Linked DNA regions of Homo sapiens: all the other regions are linked to region 2. Evidence: chromatin loops called from intact Hi-C (ENCODE). Cell type or tissue: endothelial cell of umbilical vein. All regions are shown on one strand.

Region 1 (5,000 bases), 140 kb after region 2:
GTCCAAAATACTTTCATCTTGAGATCCCTTCAAATTATTTCATTTCCCTATTTAATAAATATTTATGAAGAGCCTATTGCATGCCAGGCACTATTTCAGCCACTGGAGTTCAGTTTGTGAACAAAATCAATAAAGCTCCTATCCTCATGAAACTTATTGCTGGTGGAAGAGACAAAACACAACCAAAAAAGCAAAGCATTTTTATGTACCCTGAATGCTTACGTTCCCCCAAAATTAATATGTTGAAATCCTCCCCGCCAAGGTGATGGTAGGAAGAGGTGGGAACTTTGGGAGTGATTTGGGTTATCCAACCCTCATGAATGGGATTAGTGTCCTTATAAAAGAGGCTGAAAGTGACCCTTCACTCCTTGCACAGTGTGGGATCACAACGAGAAGATGACTGTCAACGAGACAGCGAGCCCTCAACAGACACTGACCTGCCAACCCCTTGATCTTAAACTTCCCAGCCTCTAGAATTGAGAAATAAATTTCTGTTGTTTTAAAGCCACCCAGTTTAGGATATTTTGTTATAGCAGCTGGAACAGACTAAGACACATATATAGCATAATGTCAGGGTATGATAAATAACATAGGGTCAGGAGACAGAGCATGGTTTAAGTGGGAACACTTTAGACAGGGTGGTTAGCGAGTGCCTGTTGAAGAGTGACTTCTGGCCAGAGACGTGAATGAGGAGAGTGAGGAAGTCATGTGAATATCTGAGGCAAGAACAAACTTCTCAATGTACTTTATGACCACTGGAGAACCCAGACCTAAAGACCCAGGTTATGAAATAATGAGCAGTAGAAAAGCAAACCTAACAGTTTTGTAAAGATAAAAATCAAGTTCCTGTTGTGGCATGACAAGTCATGGGACTCAAAAATCACGTAGACATAAACATTCACTTAGATAGATCCATGCCAGGGAAAGGTATGAACCCTTACCAAGCAAATTACATACACAGACAAGAGCCAGTGCTGTCCACAAGCAAGCTATTCCTAGGTCATAAACTGATTTAAGAAACACATTTTCTTTAGAGTTTTGACTGGGTTGTGGCCATCTGCAAAAATGAAAACCCATTGGGAGAAAATCTGCATAGTTCAACATAGAACAATGAAAGGAAGTGTCAGCCTGTATCCCAGCCCTGAAATGGAATGAGCTCTGTTTCTGCACAGAAGGCAGTTGAGACAATGTCAGTTACCCATTCCACTCATTTTGGTTTATTTTAAGGAAAATGCAATCTATGCAGTGTTTAGGAAATTATATACACCTTTGAAATTAGGATTTATTGCAATCAGGTAACCTTTAATAATGCAAAATGTGTATTTAAAAATACATTTAGTAATTAAGAATCGTACTCGATGCTTTTAGAACAGTAAAGTGATTAGTATTTCAATATACTTTCATCCAGATTACATTTTCTTCAGAAATAACATGTTCTTTTAATTTTCTATTTTTATGAACTTTGTTAACAATATTGAAAAGTAAAGACAACTGTTGAAATGTAAGCCCTTTTTGTCTGTTAAGTAATAGTAGGAGCTTTTATTTACTGGATTATTTGAAAATAAACTTTAGCAAGAATATTATAGAGGTGAGTCTTTATATTTGCTCAGTGAATTCTCTAAATTTTCTATGACGTTTTATAATTCTCTTAGATGATTTATATTTTAATTTCTAATAAATTTATACTTAAATTCACAAAAAAATGAGACTGATCAGAAACAACCTCATTTTGGAAGAAGCAGGACTGCAAAAATTAATATAACTGTCTTTTTTTGTTGTTTTCTTAGAACTACTCAGGAATATATTACAGACTTCACAAAGAGGAATACTACTTTGCACTAAGTCATATTCTAATGACTAATAAGTTAGAATATGATTAATACAAGATATATGCAAGAGTTCAGGCTAGAGTTACTCAAAGATTGATGAAGCCAGATCATGGAATGCAGTTTAGCGCAGTTACTAGGTGCAGTTTGACACGTTATTCACAATTTCCAGTGCCTCCAAAGTCCTCAGAGGATCCAGTCTAAACAAGCAAAGCTTGAGGAAAGACTCTTGAAATGTTAACTAACTTGTGTTTCTCAAAATGTTTCATGTAACTCTTTCCTATATCAGTTCTCAAACTTCTCTATAAAAAACAAATTCCTGAGATCGTTGTACCCTTTGTTATAGCACTTAACAAACTTTGTAATGAAAAATTTTGCATTTATGTTTTCCCTCCTTGATTTTAAATATATTTCTTCAATGTAGAAACTGTTTTTTCATACTAAATACTAAGTAAAGAGTAACACAAATTTTATATAAATTACACTTAGATATTTATGAAATGAATTAAATAACTTTCAAAATTTGTATACCAAATAGAGAAACAGACATGTTAAGAATATAGTGGCCGAGCGCAGTGGCGCATGGCTGTAATCCCAGCACTTTGGGAGGCCAAAGCAGGTGGATCACTTGAGGTCAGGCCTAGTTCATGACCAGCCTGGCCAACATGGTGGAACTCCATCTCTAGTAAAAATACAAAAATTAGCCGGGTGTGGTGGCACGCGCCTGTAATCCCAGCTACTCTGGAGGCTGAGGCAGGAGAATCGCTTGAACCTGGGAGGGGCAGGTTGCAGTGAGCCGAGATCGTACCACTGCACTCCAGCCTGGGCGACAGAGCGAGACTAAGTCTCAAAAACAACAACAACAACAACAACAAAGAATTTAGTAAGTATCTGAGTTTTGAATAGTCCTTTCCCCCAATTTACTATATAAATTTAATTTTCAAGCATTGGAACGTGGTCTATTTCTCAATTCTGTATACATTTAATTCAAGGTGCTGTAGCTGAGAGTTTGGAGTCTTCCTTTCCATGTCAGTAGGGGATGAGGAAACACACACACACACACACACAAACACACACACACACACACAACCCTGTTATCCTAAAAGCAGTTTTGGAGGTGGCTGAGAGGAGAGAACTTAGGAACTTAGCTGAGGAAATGATGAAAAGGACATTGTTTTGTGTCTCAGGAACCATGTGGAATTCCAAGATAAGAAAAACAGTTGCTAATTTGAGTATAAAAGCAGGAAACATGATACACTTATTTCCTTTTATGCGAACACAAGTATATGAGGGGTTGTGTAAAAATTATTTTTCTCTTGCTGTACTACAAAGAGATAGAATCAAACTGCTTTTTTTCGACATACTGGTTTTTCTTTCTGTTTTTCTTCTCTTTCTTCTATTTCTTGTGGATATTATGGCTAATAACACAACAAGTTTAGGGAGTCCATGGCCAGAAAACTTTTGGGGTAAGGTATTTTCTTTTACTGTTTAAAATTTAAAATTAGGATGTAAGAAATGCACTGCGTGATTATTAAAACAGTGAAAATCTCTGAGACATTTTGTTTACTATAATGTGATTACTTAAAGTTTTCATGTTTATTAACAGAAATCTATTTCATACGTTTATTAGCAGAAATATATTTATAGATATAAATATATACTTATATATTTATTTGTCTTTATAGTGTTCTATGAAGATATTCAAGAAGAATCTGGGTATTAAGTACAGATTTTGGCTGGTGTTACAAAATATAATTAGGAAATAGTGAGGATAAAAATAAAAAACATAAGGTGGAGGTAATTCCTGCTTAGAATATGGCATGTAGATTTTGTTGGAAAAATTAACTTTCATTTGTTTGAAGGTTATAGATTATATATTTTATTTTATGAAACTGAGATTTTCCATAGAGGCTATTTTCACTTATGTTGTGAATGTTATATGCTTTAATTTCCAAAGTGAATCCTAATAACATCTGTACTTAAATGAGTGAATTTAAAGTGCAATAACACAGGTAAAATAAATGAATGACTTTAGAGTATAACAAATAAAACATGGAATAATATGAAATTTGAGAAAACTATAGTAGAAAAGATTAAGTGGAAATAACATCACGTGTAACATTCAATGGAATCCTATCACAGGGGTTGGGGGGAAAGAACAATACAAAAGTATTTTTTGGAGAATTTTTTGTCTGAGTCCAGCCACAGCTAACAGTCCAGTGTTCCCTGATGTTGACAATGGGACTGTGCTGAGGTCAAAACTCAGTTGCTCCAGGTTAGAGGTACAAAGAAGATGGGCTCACATGGGGAGTTGACATGTACTCTTGGGTTCAGGGAAATTTTTATATTAAAGGAGGCAATTTAAATTAAATTCAGAAAAACACTTTAATGAAGAAAATAGTATATATGGACAGATCTGTTTATATGGCCAGAACAAGTTTTTAATCCTCTCAGTGTACAATTCAGACTTTCTGCTGTGATTCAAGGTGGGGTTTTGGGAACTTTCACATAAACAGTGAGCAGTAGTGGCCGACTTTTCCCAGCAATCTATATGTCTACCATCACAGAAATTTGCATGAAAAGAATTCACTCCAGTCCTTTAACCTATGTACTTTCTTAGATGAAAAATGTGGGGACAAATATTTATTGGTTTTAAAAGATATTAAAATTCAGCATAAGAAAAAAAAGAATTAACTCATTCTTTTTTTCTCACCTACATTTATGTTTGCTGGAAGACTGAAAAGGAAGGATATTGGTGAGCTCCTAATAAATTTATGTAACAGAATTAAGAAGAAGAAAAAAGATTATTCTAGTACATTGTAAAGAAAGGCTTTGGTAATAGGTTATTTTAGGTAGCTAGCACTAGACAGAAGCCTTTGAATTGTAGATGTCTGATTATATGCTTGTTAAAATATTATTTGCTGTCCTCACTTATAGAGAAAATAAGTGCTAAATGCACACTGAAAAAGAGCTAGAGTCTGTCTAAATCAAATTCATCATTATAAAAGTGTTCTGTATAAATTATTCAAAAGTAAAGTAGTTTTTGCAAAAATTAATATGTAGAAGTCAATCTATTTTTTTCAAACCATTCAAAATTAAATTTCAGGTTTACTTAAAAAAACAAATCATTATTCACTGACTAAAAGATTAAAATAAACTTGATATTAATAAGAG
Region 2 (5,000 bases):
GGTCTCATGTGGTGGGAAGGTATAAGTGGGAGAGGGTGGATAGATCTGATAGTGTGTTTGATTTATCTTATAATTCTTAACCTCTAAAAAATATTTTAGAACTATATAAAGCAAAATCTATTTTTTAAAAAACAAATATTTTAAAAATATTACAATTTACCAAATTTTAATGTATTTGTCACAATGGTGGCAGTTATATAAGGACACATATATTAGAAAATGTGCTAGGCACTGGGTTGGCTTCTAGGGTGACAACAATGTGGAAATGCTTTCATCTCACGAAGAATTTGTCATCTCGTATGTATGGGGGTGTGGGAGAGAGGAGGGGACAGATGCATCAGCCTTGAAGCCTTGGATGGGCCTCAGTTTTGTAACTTTGTAGTAAATAATTTGGTAGCAAAAAATTGACCTGAATTGAGAAAAGACTATTTATAGTCTTTCATTATTCCACTTAATGTGAAAATTCATACTTTTCTCTGCAGAAATATCAACGTCTTTGATTGCAAGGTGCTGCCACAGACTCTGATTGAGAGTGAACCATAATAAATAGTATGTGCACCGTATCACGTTTCTAAAATCCAAAAGATTCTGAGTTTGAAAACAAAGCTGGGGTCCTTAGACTTTCGGATAAAGGGTTGTGTGAATCACACAGAAGTGCAGGGATGGAGATGTGCACTCAGAGAGTAATAATCACAATAGAGAGCACAAAGCAATCAATACAGTGGGAGGAAAAACAGCACAGCTTATTGTGGCACTTCAAACCTTTTAGTTCTAAATCAAGACCACATTTGAACAGTTTCAAGCAGAACTTTTGTGGATTTTTTCCTGACACCTTTTCCTTCCTCTATTTGTGGATATAATGTTGCAGGAGACAATGATCGGATAGTAAAGTAATGAAAATACCTTTTACCTTGTATCTGTACAGCACTTGAACTTATTCATGTTTTGTATACATTTCTCATTTGGATTCTCACAAATAACCTGCCACGTACACAGAGAAGACCATTAACTCGGATGTGAACAAGGAAGCTAAAGAATAGTGGGGGTGAGGAAATACGCCAGAAATCTAGAAACTGGAATGAAGGCTGAAGAGTTACAGAATAATGAACAGTATTTAGTAGTCAGACTCTTACCCTAATCTAATTTTGACCAGATCAATTTGCTGATTATTTGATTCACTAATTTAATGAATTCCACTGTGCCCCTCACATGTACCAGCCGTTCTGCTGACCAGCTGTGGATGCAATCTGAGAGGATGGGTTTGGTCCCTGAGAGTCCATCAGGGAAACAGGAATCAAAAAGAATTACATCACAGTCCAAGTTTTGTAAATGCAAAGAAAAGTTCAGAACAGTGACATGAAATATATTAGTATATTTAAAAAATATCACTTCTACATGATTAAAGATTATTCTTGTGGAAAACATGAAAGCCTACCCTCCTACTGTTTGCTACAATGGAAGCTAAGGAGAAAATGCTGCCTTCACATCTAAGAGTTTTCCTACTGAATTACATATAAAGGTGCATGTTAATGAAAACATGAAGACAACTGATCTCTTGGATGAAAGGTTATTTCCAATCAGAGAGCACACACAGAAGCCTTGAGAAGGACTTCAAGCTGAGGCTGGACAAACTTGCCACATGTAGCCAGCTCCCTCCTGTAAAATGTGGCGTCTCCTGCTTTTGCAAGAAAGCCACCAAAACTATGAAATATTTTCCTGTTATGAGCTCTTAGCAATACCAGGGCACCAGAAAGAAAGGGAGTCTTGAAAAATGTCCTGAAATACTACCTTCATAGAACCACTTTATTTTAACCTGAAACTGTATTCCAATACCAAGAGTTTCAACAATTCAAAATACATTGTTTGGTGTGGAATGGGGAAAAGGGGGGAGAAAAGCTGGTCACAGTGTTCGTATATTTTATGTCCAATATTTAATCCAGACTTTTAAAAAACCCACAGTTCTCTCAAACAAACATGACTGTTCTCAGAGAGTGCTTTCAAAGTTTGGTCGTTGCTTTTCATCAAATTACTGCTCTTTATCTTAAGTAGGTTCAGGATTTTACAATTTTACATTTTCACATTTTGGGATTTTGCATTTCAAATTACTGCTAATATTATTTCTTAGTCTCACCCTGTGATCTAAATGTTCCTTCTCTCTCTCCCTCTCTCATATAAATACTTATATTTATATATTTACATATTTATATTATATATTTATATATTATTTTGTCAGTATCCAGCACGGATACAATAATTTGACACAATTTCACCTATATTTTATACTACCTGTCCCCTTGACAAGACGTAAAGAGAGCTACAATTTTAACAACAAAACTCATAAATCTCAGATGGAGATGAAATGAAAAACAGCAAGCACCTAAAAGAGTGAACCTGAGAAATAAGGTCAAATCACAGAGTTTAAAGAGCCAGTGTTAGAAATTGCAATCTCAAATTCAACCCCCACCATGTAATTCAATTAGCCACTTGGAAGACCTGCACTCAGTGGTTAATCCTGCACAGAGCACCAGGTGGTGCTGTTGCTTTCCGCTGCTTCAGATCTAGCGTGGCGTTAGTGACCCTCCTCATAATAGAAGATCTACTGGACTCCAGAACCTGTGGCCACCGCGGCAGCTGCAGGGGTTTCCACATGAGACAGCAGCTGGTGGATGTCACAAATAAATTTCCTGAGTGTCAATCCAACCTCACATGCTCAAGTTTATTCGTATAGTAATGAATAATTTTAAAGGTTACTTTTAATAATAATAGAAATCTATCTTCTATTTAGAATGTATGTGGCAGGCATATGTTGCATATATTTACTACACATATTATCTAATTAAAACTTTGCAATAACCGTATGAGAAAATATCCTCCACCCTCACCAATTTTACATGTAAAGAGACTGGAGCAAACGAGGTTCATCAACTCCCTTGAGGTGACACAAGACACTAAACGTGGAGCATGGATATCTGTCTGACTCAAAAGCCCATACCTTCAATCACTTCATTCTACTCTCACGTCCAAATTGCCCATTGGGGTTTCCAGAATAACTTTACATATCACAACCTATCTGGAGATAGGCAATGTAGACGCAATTCCCAACTCACAGATGAGGAAACCGTGTCAGAAATGGGTATCTCAGCAAGCAAGTGCCAAAGTCAAATGAAACCCTCCTTACTCCCTTTCCCCCGTACTATATTAAAAACGATATGGCCAGAATCCAGCTGGTCAATAGAGCACCTCCAAGCTAGGCCATGATGCTCAGTTATCTTCCCGAGCTACAAACTATAAAGAGTTCTCCTATCCACGGACATCTTGACCGCCTATCTCCAGTTCTTCAACCTTGTCTATCCTCATTCTCAGCCCATCTTACTACTACTTGAGCCTCCTCAACAGAGCAGGAAATGTTTATGGGAACTGGCTCACCTATGAATCCACAGAATAATTTTCCTTTCACATGTCTATATTTGCATCTGCCTTGGTATTATTATTATATCATGTGTCACAGGTCAGGATAACAGGGAAACAAATTCTAGAAGGAATTTTGTCAGCAGGAGGTTTTTTAGCATGTGCTCTCAAGAACTAAAAACTTTAAGTGTGGAGAAGCAGAATTAGGACACAGGGAGATGCTGGACTCATGCAATTATGCAGCTGAAGCTAGGAGAGTCTTTCAGAGATGTCCAAAATGAAGGCAAGGGGCTGGGACTTTGCATCCAGGTATTGGCCAGTTGCTGGATATGGGGTGGCCCTGGGAGGAGGTATAACTTGAGAAAGGCAGATCCCCGGGGCTGAGGACCAGTCCTGGGGAGAGGCTCAGCTGTGAGTCTTCAGCAGGCAACATTTGGAGAGCTGGGAATGAGGGCCTCAGAGCTGAGGGGCATGGTCTGCACTGTGCCCCAGTCATCTGCTGCACCAGCTACAATGTTAACTACTAAGCTCTAAAAATTTAAACAGTCCCAGTAACAATGAGAATAGCAGCACGGTCCCAATAATAATGAGATCAGTAGTTCTCATTAGTTGTATGCTATGTTCGATACACTGCATTCAAAGGGGGTCAAGATTTGCTCCTATTTCTATTTGGGACTACAGCCAAACACTTGACCACCAAGAGATGCTGCCTCCTCCATTTATTTCAAAATGAACAAAGTGTTCAAGGCCCACTTTTGCACTTTTCTGAGGACTGGATCAAAAGTCTGAGGACTTCTGGATCAAAAGATCGATAGTGCAAGGACAGGGAAGGGGCCATAGCTTTCTTGAGGCAGCCAATCATGGAGTTCTCCAAACCATCTTAGACATCTTAGTTTTTTTTATCAGTTTCTTACTAATTCATATGCTTCCTCAGTTTAACCAACCAAACTTGGTTGTATATTTCTACCCTCTGAGCCTGCCTATCTAAGGTACCATTTTACTTCTCTAACCAGACAACTTTGGCAGCCACTATCTAGTTCTCCCCTCTGACCTCCATATCATCATCCACCCTTTGCATAACTATTTCTCCTGAATATGATACCATTTTTCCAGTTCTTAAACATCATCACCCAAGAGCCTACACAAATAAAAAACATGGATTGCCAAGTAGTGGCATGTAGGCAGAATCTGGGCCCCAAATGTATTTTCCTTCATCCTGCAACCTTCCAAGAAAACATTTTAATTTAAATGTTTGTAGGTAGGACTTAAGTTCTAATTTTTACACAGACCCATCACTTTCTTTTGTCTTTAACCAGTTACTTCTCAAATCACCAGAAGGTAATGAGGTTTAAGACATCTTAAAAGAGGAAGACTTATATTTCAAATACTCATAAATGGGAAGTGAGATTTTGAAAAAGCAACATGATGAGAAATCTTAGGAAGAGCAAAGAAGTAAAATAGAGACTCTTGATTTTAAAATAAACTCATATTTTTTGTTACAATTATTATATCTTTGTCATAGATATGTTGTGTCTTTGGGGAAATTGGAAAAGATATTCTGTTTACATTCTCAATCCGTTCCCCCAGTATAA
Region 3 (5,000 bases), 120 kb after region 2:
AGATCTGCATTGGCAAAGACTGTGGGGATTTTCTGTGGTGAAGGCTGTGGTTATCTGTGGCAGTGGTAAGGACCACGGTATCTTTCTATCCTCCTTTTTCACCAGGGGATGAAGTGGCAACCAAGAAGATTTCTCTTGATGCTGAGCTATGCAGGCCTGAGATATGAGGTTACACAGGTAAAATGCTTCCTACTGTTTTCTATGAGGCGATCCTCAGTTTTTGTGCTCCACGGGCTTGGTACAGCTTCTTTATTAGACTCTGGACCTCTCCCAGAGTTATTTTTGGCCTACGAATAGTGGTTAAGTTACTGTTTTTGTAGAAAGACAAGGGCTGAGATTGCCTACTCCACTATCTTGCTGATGTTACATCTACCTAACTCTATTTAGTATTTCCATAGTCTCTATATGTTTAGACAGTATCTATTGACTCTTAGATATGAGCAATGCAGATTTAGTGTATTTTTTCTTCTTTTCCTCCTATTATCTAGCCTACTTACAGCAATATCATATTATTTTTCTTACTGCTTATCCTTATATATTTAATAAATTTAAACTTAAATTACTTGGTTTATTAACTCTTATTTAAAGTTTGACAGAGGCTGCTCATCAAATTTGGTAATATTTATGGATTCATATTATAACTGATAACTTTTCAAAGGATTCCTGGAAATATCAATGGAGAGGAAAATTATGGCACAGTCAGGAATTTTTGCTCATTAGAGATGGTACACCTTCAAGATATAGAATATTACTCTTAATGAATCAAGGGTAGATATAGCATTAACAAAAATCAGGACATCTGGATTACAAATTGATTTGCCTGTAAAAATATATACTTTTGAGCTACTTAGTTAAATCTTTTTTCAAATCTGTAAAAATTTTTTTGTTATTATTATTACTCCCATTAATAATGCATGCCTGGTTTTCTGGATTCACCACAAAAATAGAACTTCCCTTTGCAGAGAAGGGGAAAACCATTCTTTCTGTTTTTTAGTATGTCAGAACAATGATAAGTCACTGATTTCATTTCTTATCCAGTTCCATCATTTTATAGTGACTAAAATTTCTCCTAAATTATGGATGTTGTTTGAGTTTCATTCCCACAATTTTGACTGGTTTTGGTGCTCTAATGTATTTTAGTGTTAAGTTTGGAAGAAATGCAACAAATACTGCTTGAGTATTTGGCCATTTTCTACATAGTACACAAGAACTTTAGTGCATTTATTTTTTACAAACTATTTTTACAAAATAGAGATAGGCCTATTCAACCTATCTCTATTGGGAGCTATAGTGTATTTTTTACTTCCATAAAGAGAAGAGCAAACTTTTACAGTTTTTATTATGTCTCCCTTTTTTTTAGAGTTTTAACTCTAATCAACCACAACATCAGCTGAAATTAAACACAAATCCTTATTATTCAACCACTTTTAGATGTCTAGGGTAATAATACTTTTCTGCTTGAATAGATAATAGGTTTCTTCCACATTTTAATGAATATGACTGATTCACTCATGATTTTAGATTATTATTGCTATATTCATATTAAGGATAACTCAGTTGACTTCAATAGTTGAATATTTAGCTGGTTCCATTAAACAAACTGACGAAATAACTGAAATATTTTTATTTTGAGTTTAAAATGGAAAACAAAACCTACTTTGCATAACTAATTAAAGCTAAAATTTTGAATTGCCTTTCAAGAAAAATAAAAAACACTTGAATATTTTTATGATACAATACATACATATTGAGGCTAAAGTTTCAAATGTAAAAACAACTAATTTTTATAGGACAATTGTATTAATACTTTATATTCATAAATTTTGCCATTGTTGAATCTTCTACATTGTTCAAAATAAGAAAAGGGTAAAGAGAGCAAGTAGACCAAAGAGATGTCTTGCTATGGGCCTTCAGATCTGAGATTTTTATAACATTGCACTTTTTAGCTACCTACTTATCAATAAAATCCTGTAAATCTGATAATACTTATACTGCCTCGTGATCATAATATACATAGCATGCCTGATGCAAACAACTAAAATAAAAAGTGTTATTTGCAATTGTAATAGAGGTGTCATAGGAGTTTTTAGGTTTACCTTTTGGCCTTAGCAATTATAACAGCAGAGATAGGAGGTTATGTATTGCCATCTTCTGGTGAGTTTCATTAACTCCTTGCAGTACTTAGATGGTGGATAAGGTTTTACAATAGGCTCTTTATATGACTGATTTTTCCAAACAAATGCCTTTATCAATAAGAATATATATGTTTATTAAACTAACAATATTAACAGTGATTGAAATAAAATTACCTGTTTTTAGACACAGATGGTTAAGTTTCAAAAGGCTGGGGTTGTGATAGTTTTGGTCATCATTGCATCCTCAGTACTTGATACTTTTATGCCAAATATGGGGATTCAATACACACATGTTGGGTTATATTAATAGGTCTCAATTTTATCTTTATTTGATCTTGACTTTACTTCCCCAGATCAAATGGAAATTTATTGCTGAGTCTGAGAACTCTGGGCTGTTTCAAAATTTTCTGCCCAAATTTTTCACTCTGCTTCTTGTTTCATCCAAATTCTGGATGTTAAAAAGCCCCAGTCTTATATAAAAGGGCTGATTTGCTTTCCTTTCCAAACACCTTATCTCTTCCAGTGTCCAGGTTAAATTCAAGCAGCTGGTTTTCCCCATGGAATATACAGGCAATGCCTGAGATCCCTCCCTAGCTCTGCAGCTTTATCACATTGACTCCTTAATTCTCCATTATGGAAGCTTTGGCCACAGTGACATGTGACTCTTCTGTTCTCCATTACTGTGTTATCCTTCATATATGCCCCTCCTGGCAATTGAGGCACATGACTTTACAGGAGTGCCTTTTTGTGATGAAACTTCTCAGAGAGTGCACATTTTGGTCGTCAAAGCCAAACTTCTTACCATGAACAATATATACTAAATCTGGAGGGATTAAATATCTAATTCATCTTACTCATATTATGTGTTAAAAACAGTGGCACTTCAGTTTAGAAGAACATGCATAAGGTTAAAAACACACCAGAAGTAGATGTTCTGCAGCAGTTTTGCCTTCTTTTTTTCTCTTTAATCTTTTAGATTTATATGCTTCTCTAGCACAGGAAAAATAATTTTATAGAAAAGCTGTTTCCTCACAGTCTTGTAGTAAGAAATCATTTTCCCTTCCCTATTTGATTGTGTCATTATGTTTTCACATATCTTTCTGGTATATTTCCAGGAGGAACTGTATCTGAGATTATTTCTTCCTTTCTATTCTTGCATATTTGTGTCCTTCTTTATTATCTCTGTCTTTTCCGCTTCATACCATTTAAAATTCTCGTTATCCTCTTCCTGACTCACTGATTCCTTTGTGGTTATATATTTTCCTATCCTTGCTTGGTCATTTCCTCACTATTCTGTGATTACTATGATCACAAACATTTTTGGTGTGATACTATGAAAATGAACTGAGCTTATAAGATACGTTTTCTAGAAAATAAAGATTCACCTTTTATGCAAAAGTATGACTTGTGTCTGTGACCACCGACAGCTTTACTGTCTTCTCCTTTGTTAATTAATAAAAACAATAACAACCATAAGTTAATACCAACTATGTGTCAGGCACCATAGGAAGCACCTTTACGTATGTTATTTCTGATATTTATAAACTTCTTATGAGGCAAGCATTTTGCTACCTCATTTTGCAAATGAAGGAACAAAAGCTTAGAAACAAAAAGTAGTATGTCCAAGGTCAGTCAGCAGAGTTAAGATTAGAATCTAGACTTATGTGAGTCTGAATTTTGTGTTCTTCTCATGAGGTTACAGAGCCTTTCAATACTATAGAAGAATATTTCTACTATGTCATTGCTATTTTACAGAATACGGATAACCTCAAATACGTAATACATAATTTCATGGGTAACTTAAAAAAATCTGGTGATTATAAAACAGCACTGTCCAGTAGAGTTTTCTGTGCTGATGGAAATCTGTATCTATGATGTCCATATGGCAGCTGCTAGTTACAAGTGAATGAAAGCTTGCTAGCTACAAGCATATGAAGCATGACTAGCATTACTGAAAAACTGAATTTTAATTTAATTTAGTCTTAATTAACTTACATTTAAATGGACAAATATGGCCACCGTATAGGATAATGTGGTTATAGAATAAACAAGCTTTCTTGTGATTGTTTTATAATTATTCCAGTATTATAGCATCACCGGCCCACTTTCAGGTCTTCCGTTCCGCTCAGCCACTTTGAAACCATTGTTAGAAGGACAGAAAAAATGAATTCTTGACTGTATCCATAGTAATGAGTGTTAATGGCAATCACTTTGAAATGTCAATTTCTAAGAGCAATATTATGGCATCACAATGTATCTTTGTTCATGTCTAGCTTCTTTTCACTTAATGTGAAAAAGGTAACATTTTTGTCTTTAATTGAGACAATTAGCATCAAAGTGTAATGTAAAGGGTTTCCTTTAACACCACTACTTCACAGCTTATTTTCCTTGTTGCAGAGCATCATTTCTTTCTGTCTGTATGTTCCGTGGTTATATGGTGCAAAGAGGCTGAGGTTATACCTTCTACACCCTGGGTTATTATCTCCATGTCAAAAATTACATGTTAACATGTACAGATGCTCTTGGACTTACTCCAATAAACCTATCATAAGTTGAAAATATTGGCCGGGTGCGGTGGCTCACACCTGTAATCCCAGCACTTTGGGAGGCCGAGGCGGGCGGATCACGAGGTCAGGAGATCGAGACCATCCTGGCTAACATGGTGAAACCCCGTCTCTACTAAAAATACAAAAAAAAAATAGCCGGGCGTGGTCGTGGGCGCCTGTAGTCCCAGCTACTCGGGAGGCTGAGGCGGGAGAATGGCGTGAACCCGGGAGGCAGAGCTTGCAGTGAGCCGCGATGGCGCCACTGCACTCCAGGCTGGGTGACAGAGAGAGACTCCGTCTCAAAAAAAAAAAAAAGAAA

Evidence for each region. Peaks named below come from ENCODE experiments on the same cell type or tissue, not always from the same donor. Only the 100,000 strongest peaks of a DNase experiment are listed, where the experiment ranks them.
Region 1: it touches region 2 in a loop (6-fold over the local background); 4 of 110 quality-filtered maps call a loop at or near these places.
Region 3: a loop joins it to region 2, with 12 times the contacts of the local background. A loop is called at or near these places in 34 of 110 quality-filtered maps.

What each region holds. Positions count from the first base shown.
Region 1 is chr6:152,694,807-152,699,806 of GRCh38, forward strand. MYCT1 (MYC target 1) reads left to right here and starts at 3,091. Exons shown (of 2, transcript NM_025107.3): 1 at 3,091-3,292. The coding sequence starts at 3,097. In endothelial cell of umbilical vein, no CTCF peak of the experiment used is centred here; DNase peaks (open chromatin) are centred at 945, 1,955, 3,005 and 4,135; H3K4me3 peaks cover 1,963 bases; H3K27ac peaks cover 4,886 bases.
Region 2 is chr6:152,550,255-152,555,254 of GRCh38, forward strand. All of the region lies in intron 3 of SYNE1 (spectrin repeat containing nuclear envelope protein 1), which reads right to left. Among named protein-coding and RNA genes, the nearest start is that of SYNE1, 85 kb to the right of the region's middle. In endothelial cell of umbilical vein, a CTCF peak has its summit at 2,522 (motif pointing right); a DNase peak (open chromatin) is centred at 2,547.
Region 3 is chr6:152,667,951-152,672,950 of GRCh38, forward strand. LOC105378061 (a long non-coding RNA gene) reads left to right here. Exons shown (of 5, transcript XR_001744416.2): 4 at 106-177. Among named protein-coding and RNA genes, the nearest start is that of MYCT1, 27 kb to the right of the region's middle. In endothelial cell of umbilical vein, a CTCF peak has its summit at 2,157 (motif pointing left); DNase peaks (open chromatin) are centred at 2,131 and 3,471; H3K27ac peaks cover 2,098 bases.